Regions from separate parts of the Mus musculus genome. Here regions 2 and 3 are each linked to region 1. A link is a loop called in an ENCODE intact Hi-C map of the cell type or tissue named here. Cell type or tissue: heart. All regions are shown on one strand.

Region 1 (2,500 bases):
TCTGTGTATTTTCCCACTTCATCTTGGGGTGTGTGTATGGGGGGAACTGAAACCAAAAAAACCCACGACACTGTTTTATGTAGGGAGTGAAGGCTTACATCCTAGATAGCCAAAGCAAAGATACTGCATACTTGGGTAAAAGTGGAGATTCCGAGGAGGGTGGGTGAGGGTGTTTGTGTGACCTGTAGTACTCATTTTAGTATTTGTAGGCTTAGCTTCCCAATTATTATTTCAGAAACATGACCATAGTAAGTTTCTTTTCTTTGTGATAGTATCTGGAGTAGTGGATTCCGGTCCTAATCACTGCATGCTATTATAATGGATGTGGGTGAGGTGGCATGTCCCTGGAGGAATCAGAAGTTCCATGCCAGCATGGCTATCCCCTGAGTTTGATGTCAGCTTGGGCTACAGAGTGAGATTCTGTCTCAAAAAAATAGCAACAGACAAATACCATACAGACCTCCCCAAATTGCCCAACAATATAAACTGGAGGTGGGAGGGACCCAACAAATGCTAAAACAACAAAAACTCATCAAGAAAAACAGTAAACACAGTGGTCCAGATGTTGCCTACCATCGTGAGATTTTGTTACATTGCACCTGGCAGGACCTACCTGCTTGCAGATTTCAGTCTGGTCGTCTGTCCCAAATGCACTGATGAGGTCTTCCTTCTTGGCAACCTGACCTTTGGAAACATTTACAAACACTGAATGGGTCTGCAGAACTTCATCAAGGTCTTTTTCCCTTGAAAGGGCAGGAGAGAAAGTCCTATGTGAATCCACTGGATAGTAGAAAATCCACTCACATTTAAACACAAGATAGCAACAAGAGAAATGGCAAGTGCTGCAAGCTGGGTGTGATGTGCACATCTGTAACTCACCATTTAGGAGGCAGAGGCAGGGAAATTGGGAGTTTGAGGCCAGTCTCAAAAAAAAAAAAAAAAAAAACCAAACAAAACAAAAAAAAACAAAACAAAAACCCTAAAGAAAAAAAAAAAGAGAAATCTCACACACACACACACCACACTCTCTCTCTGGTGGCTACCTGCGAAGGACAGTATCTGGATTCTCCCACTTCACCACAGAGGGAAAAACTACATCATTGTTTTATGTAAGGAAACTCAGGGTGTGGTGGGGAGTGGTGTTTCTTCTGTCCTGGAATATCTGTCCCTAGATGGCAGTAGCGAAGACACTACTACGCACTTTGGGAAACTGGGGATTCTGAGGTGTGACGTTTTAATTTCAGGATTTGTAGGTGTAAGATTAGCTTCCCGATTGTTATCCCTGGAAAATGACCATAATGTTTCTCTTCTTGGAGATAGCATTTGGAATGTTGGATTCCTGTCTTTTTTTGTTTTGGTTTGGTTTTTTTTCGAGACAGGGTTTCTCTTTGTAGTCCTGTCTGTCCTGGAACTCACTCGGTAGACCAGGCTGGCCCTGAACTCAGAAATCCGCCTGCCTCTGCCTCCCAAGTGCTGGGATTAAAGATGTGCGCCACCACCGCCCGGCCGGATTTAAACATTTAATCCAAGAGGCTACTGCAATTTCGGGTCCTCTTGACCGCAGCTTTGTTTTATTAGTACAGGGTCGGTCACGGTCTCTCTCACACACACATACACATACACACACACACACGTTCCAGGCTGGCCTGGAAATCGCAGCAATCCTCCTGCCTCAGTTTCCTGGGCGCTGGGATTACAGGCCTAAACCATCGGTCCCACCCGGCTCTGATGGCGTTTGTAGTTGGCAGTTTTTATGATACTAACAAAATCCCAAAGCAGAACCCAATCCGAATCGGGTAAACCAGGCCTGAAAGGTACCGATGGGTCGCAGGAGCCGGGGTTAGGGAGGCCAGGCCGCCGAACTCTGGGCACAGGATTACTCACACGCCACTCCGCCAGCCGACGACCTTGTTTTTATAGCAGGCGATTTCGAAGCGCTTCCCTCCCCGCTTCATCCGCACCACGGCCACATTGGTCAGTCGGATCTGGTTGGTGGGGGTGAAGATCGACATGGTGGCTGTTCACAGATCTCGAGCTCGAGGGGACGCCAAGTGCTCGGCTGAAACGACCCTGCGGCGCGCGAACCCTTAACGCCCAAGGAGTGCGCGGCTCTTCCGGAACCTACCAGGGAAGAAGCTACCGCACGCCCGATTGCCCTACTGCACATGCGTCAAGTGGCGCACTAGCCAGGCAGCCGATAAGAAAGCAACCACGCCTGCGCGCCGTGACTTTTTACGCCCTCTAGTTCCACCCTCAAAGGAAGGCGGGTCGTTCTGTGATGACGTCATTTACAGGCGCCAGTTACGCCTACCTATTATGGGTGAGTAATGTTTATTATCTGGGTGGAAACATGATATTTTGGTTGAATAGTTCTGCAGAGTTCAGAGGCTGCGCTCATTTTAAATTTAAAAAAAAATTTTTTTTGATTTATTTATTATATGTAAGTACACTGTAGCTGTCCTCAGATACTCCAGAAAAGGCATCAGATTTCGTTACGGAT
Region 2 (2,500 bases), 230 kb before region 1:
ATAGCTGTCATCATTCCATTTACCAGCTAAACCAACCAAGCCCACGGGAGACCTATATCTTGCACACCTTTCACTAAATAGGAAGACAAGCCAGGGATTCCTGGCCCAGAGGAGAGGACAGCGACACCCTAGGGAGTCACTGGGGCCACGGAGAGAGGTCCCTCCCTCCTGGCCGGTTCTATATGATGGACCTCAAGGACAATTTAGGGACTCAAGTTTTCCTATACATGGGAACAAGCGAATAGGAGGAGAGAGTTATCCTATTGGGTGGGGCCTGACAAGAGGATGTGGGGTGAAAAGCGGTATGTAAGGAAGATGAGGTAGCTAACTGGGTAAAGGCCCTTGCTGCCAAGCCTGTTGAAAAGAGAATCCACTCCCACATTTTGTCCTCTGATCACCACATGTATGAGAGCTCACATGGACATACTTATGTACGAACAAACAATGCTAAAAAAAAAAAAAAAAAAAAAAAAAAGTGGAAAGCTTTCATGTGGTAGGTCACACCCGGAATCTGAACACTCAGCAGGTGGATGCAGGTGACTTGTCAGACGCTTAAGGCCAGTCTGAGTAGAGGTGAATTCCAGTCTAGCCTGGGCTAAAAGTTAGCCACTGTCTCAAAGAAAGAAAAACAGGGGCTGGAGAGCCGGGCTCAGCCAGTAAGAGCATGGAGGTTTGGTCTTCACCCACATGGTGGCTCTCAAACATCTGTAACTCCATTCCTTTAGATCCCACATAGGGAGTAGCCAGCCCCGGGGTTCACAGACGTCTATACATGCAGGCAAAACATCCATACAAATATACATTTTAAAATAATTCTTTAAAAAGGGAAAACGCAGGGCTCAGTGGCTCATACCTTTAATCCCAGCGCTCTGGGAGGCAGAAGCAGGTGGATCTCTGAGGTCGAGGCCAGCCTGGTCTACAGAGCGAGTTCCAGGATTACACATGGGAACCCTGTCTCAAAAAACAAACGAGAAAAAAAAAAAAAACTACAAAACAACAACAACAAAAACAAAAAAAAACGGGGAAAACCGCCCGACATAGTGGCCAATAGTGAGATCATTACATAAGCCACTAGGTGGCGCTGGATGGGCAGATAACGACGCGGACATCCCTGAGTCTACGTGAAGCCAGTCTTTGGAAGTGTGGTCGGGAATTTCAGGATCACTGCAGGTCTGTGTGGCAGGAGATGGCCCCCATACGCGGTTAAACCCGACTGGTTCCTCCCCGCTCCTTTGCAAGGTCCCCTCAGTCCTACACACCTCTGATGCCATGTTGGGCGGTTCCTCCTCCTCCTGGAGCTTCTGTCTTACGAATCTGGAAGACAAGACCACACTGACCAACTCGGCTCGGGAGGTCTACGGGGCAGGGACGGAGTTGGGACACCTGCTCGGCTTGCAGGACGTGGGCAGCACTCAGCAAGCGCACCACAGACTTCGCGTTCCTTCTTGTTTGTTCCCTCTGTCCCACGTTCCCTGGACCTAGTGGATCAAGACACTCAGGGACCAGGTTACCTTCTGGTCTCTCCTGGCTTTTTCTGGTCCGGATGGCGTCCGCTGCCCCTCTGTCTTGTCCCCGCCTCCTGGAAGAGTAGAGCCAATTGGGAGAGGTGGGTGTGACTCATCAATCACGCTTATGGGCGGGACCACCTCTGGCTAAGCTACTAGCAGCAGGAAGAGGTGATTTCCAGGGAGTCAGCACTAGTTGTACTGAGGTTCAAGCACACAAAACCTTTGCTGAGGTGAAGACAGACGACAGGTTTGTCATCCCTGCAGCACCCGGGAGGCTGAGGCAGGAAGATTGCTGGAGGTTCCAGGCCTGGGTTGCAGATGAACCTGTTTCAAAACCGTTTCAGCACTTGGGAGGCAGAGGCCGGCCGGGGTGGGGAGTGGGGGGTAGGGGTAGGGGGCTTGGGGGTGGGCAACAGGGACTAAAGAGTGAGACCTTGTCTTAAAGTAGGGGGCAGAGGTAAATCATGCTAAATCAGGTATGGTTTTGTATGCCGGTTATACCAGTACTCTGGAGGCTGAGGCAAAAGGCTTGCTTCAGGTTCCAGGCCAATACAGACTACTAATGAAGCATGGTGGTATACGCCAGTAGTCCTGGCTTTCGGGAGATTGATGGAGGAGGGTCAGAAGTTCTAGGTCATCCTGAGCTGCATAAGCCAGCTCAAGGTAGCCTGGGTTATGGAATTAAAAAAAAAAAAAAAAAAAGAAAGAAAAAAAAAGGCTGGCAGTCAGGCTGTGGAAAGATATCTGCTAAATGCTAAGTTACCTGTGATAACTGTTAGCACATACCTGCGATCGCAGCAGTCGGGAGCCTGAGGTAGGAATGTCAAGACTTTGAATCCAGGGCTTAGAGAGATGGCTCAGCACAAGAGCTAGCCTTGAAAGGTTGGCCAGCTGAGTTCGATCCCTGGAAATCATATAGAAGGTCGGCTGTGGGACTCATCTGTGGTCTCAGTATTTCTACTCAAGACGGGCGAGAAGACTAGAGGAATGTG
Region 3 (2,500 bases), 740 kb before region 1:
CGTACATGTGGGGTCAGAGGGTAATCTGCAGGAGTTATTTGTCTGCTTTTACCAGATTAATTCTGGGGATCAAACTCACTGGCTCCCAAAGTTAGTCAGTCAGTCTGTCTTTTTAATGTAAGATTTATCTGTTTACTTAAGATGGCAAGATCTGTTTTCTGATATGGCAGACATCTTTAATCTCAGCACTTAGGAGGCAGAGGCAAGGGGATCTCTGAGTTCGAGTCACACTTGGTCTACAGAGCGAGTTCCAGGATAGCCAGGGCTACCCACAAACCTTGGGTTTTTTCGGGGAGGAGGGGGACCCAAATATTTACATGTATGTGTTCGTGTCTTTTTGAGTCTCTGCCACATATGTTTGGGTACCAATGGAAGCCAAGGTTTTGAGTCCCCTGGAGCTAGAGTTATATTCTTAACTGCTGAGCCATCTCTCTAGCCCTGTGTTTATTTTTGTCTTTGGAACTGTAGCTAATGAACCCCAGGCTAGCCTTGAACTCTGATCCTTTTGCTTCTACCTCCCAGTGCTAGGATTAGTTACAAGTATCTACCACCAAGCAGAATCTCTTTAAATATGATCTTGAGGAGCATATTTATAGAATATAGTGATGATTTGATACATGTTAACAATTAAACCAAAATGATAAATTTTGGGAGGTAGAGTCTTAGGCTGGCCCAGAGACTTGTGACTGTCTACCTGCCTCTGCCTCTTGAATGCTGGAATTACAAATGTGTGCCATCAAACCTGATAGTCAACATCTTGAATTCAATTCCAGAGTCTGGGCCAACCTCTGACAACGAAGAGGAAGATGATGAGGAAGATGGGAGTTACCTGCACCCGTCTCTCTTTGCTTCCAAGAAGAGCAGCCGCCTGGAAGAGCTGATGAAGGTCTTTATCTCCTCCCTCACTAGGCTGTGTTTACACTGTCAGGAAATTGCTATTCCTTTACGTTTGGAAACACAAAGCCTGCCATATCCTATGGTACAGCTGTATCTTTTTTTATCACCGAGGTGTCTGCATTTCTCTGTTCCATGTGGTGATGAAGCGTTTGTTTTCCTCCATGCCTGCATTACAGGTCTCACAAGCAAGCGATGGCTGTTTTATTATATAAATAGTGTCGGTGAAGATTTGGAAGCTGTTATGTTCTGTTGATTGGAATTTAGTAGGATTGGATTTTCTAGTTTTTTAAATGTCTGCTTCCTGGAGCCTTGGCTCCCTTCATAGACAGTTCCTAAATACGTGCTTTGCTCTGGCCCTCCTCTCATCTTTATGAGACTCATTTGTGATGTAGAAGGCAGAATCTATGAGCGTCTCCACAGACACAGAGTGTAGTTGATGTCTGGGAGGACTGGCTCTTGATTGAGGAGGGTGAGAGCTGTTGATGAGAAGCTCCACTAAGAGAGTTTGAAGTTTGTGAGTTTGTCATGCGCACTTTGGTGAGTTGCTGTCGGGTCTTGATGCTTCCTTTGCTCTTTGCCTAGAAGTTGTTACGGAGATGAAACCCACTTGGTTCCTCTGGTGCTCACAGCCAGCTGGAGCACTTGGCCTCAACTGGATAGAACCTTTCTGTGTGTCCCCAGCCTAAATAACATTGGCTCTTACCAAGAAAGTTGTGTTTGGGTGTGTGCTCTCACAGATGGAGCCGTGTTCAGAGGAGGGATTGAGGGTGGTGGTTTTCAGAGGTGCAAGGAGGAGAGTTACAGGAGCTATACTGAGCCAGTAGGCCGGCACTGAGCAGGCAGCATCAAGGCAAGTGTGCTTATGGGAGTGTCCTTGTGCTCAGGCGTGCTTCTGACACTGGACTCATACATGTAGTTCTGCCTCCATGGCCTCTCTAGAGGCTCCTGTTTTTTTCTTCTGGGTCTGATGTAAGTGACTCTGCCTCTACAGTGGCAGCTTTCACTGTATCTGAATGTGTACTGAGGTTTTCTTAAGACATGCTGACAGTACCATAAGGTTGAGTCTCTTCTCAACAGCAAAGTTGTATATGGTACAGAATGTCGAAAGTGCTAAGGCCAAATGTCTTCTCTGTTCTTAGCCCTTGAAGGTGGTGGACCCGGATCACCCTCTAGCAGCCCTTGTCCGGAAAGCACAAGCTGACAGCTCAGCTCCAGCCCCACCCACTGCAGATGGCACACCTGCTCAGCCCTCCCAGGTGGAGTACACGGCAGACTGTGAGTACCCAGCGTGCCCTGTTGTATATCCAGCATGCAGCCACCGCCCTGCTTCTCATGCTCTCCTGAGAGCATTGGTGTGGAGCTATCACTCCCCAGACCTCTGTGTTCCAGGAGGGAGGGATTTGGAGGGCATGGTTGCCTGGCCTGTGGCTCTGCATTCCTGACAGGAAGAGTCAGGCAAGGGCAGAAGAGTAAGCAGCAGAGGCTGGGAAGTAGCACCTAGGTTTCAAAACCTTGCTGTGCTGAACAAAGCTCAGACTTAAGACTGACAAAAGCAGAGACTGGGGAGATAGCGCAGTGTGCTCTGCTCTAGAGTTGTTTGGTG

Evidence for each region. Peaks named below come from ENCODE experiments on the same cell type or tissue, not always from the same donor. Only the 100,000 strongest peaks of a DNase experiment are listed, where the experiment ranks them.
Region 2: it touches region 1 in a loop (2.1-fold over the local background); 3 of 42 quality-filtered maps call a loop at or near these places.
Region 3: a loop joins it to region 1, with 4 times the contacts of the local background. A loop is called at or near these places in 3 of 42 quality-filtered maps.

What each region holds. Positions count from the first base shown.
Region 1 is chr5:130,253,326-130,255,825 of GRCm38, forward strand. Sbds (SBDS ribosome maturation factor) reads right to left here and starts at 2,205. Exons shown (of 5, transcript NM_023248.2): 1 at 1,885-2,205; 2 at 614-743. The coding sequence starts at 2,012. It also overlaps a transcript of Tyw1 not described here. In heart, a CTCF peak has its summit at 1,178; DNase peaks (open chromatin) are centred at 1,166 and 2,216; H3K4me3 peaks cover 1,818 bases; H3K27ac peaks cover 1,290 bases.
Region 2 is chr5:130,022,783-130,025,282 of GRCm38, forward strand. It overlaps Asl (argininosuccinate lyase), which reads right to left and starts at 1,599. Exons shown (of 17, transcript NM_133768.5): 1 at 1,512-1,599; 2 at 1,260-1,314. The coding sequence starts at 1,271. It overlaps Gm40334 (a long non-coding RNA gene), which reads right to left. Exons shown (of 3, transcript XR_868562.1): 3 at 2,346-2,412. In heart, a CTCF peak has its summit at 1,068 (motif pointing right); a DNase peak (open chromatin) is centred at 1,609; H3K4me3 peaks cover 1,339 bases; H3K27ac peaks cover 995 bases.
Region 3 is chr5:129,513,980-129,516,479 of GRCm38, forward strand. It overlaps Sfswap (splicing factor SWAP), which reads left to right. Exons shown (of 18, transcript NM_172276.3): 6 at 774-886; 7 at 2,037-2,172. Among named protein-coding and RNA genes, the nearest start is that of Sfswap, 14 kb to the left of the region's middle. In heart, no CTCF peak of the experiment used is centred here; no DNase peak of the experiment used is centred here.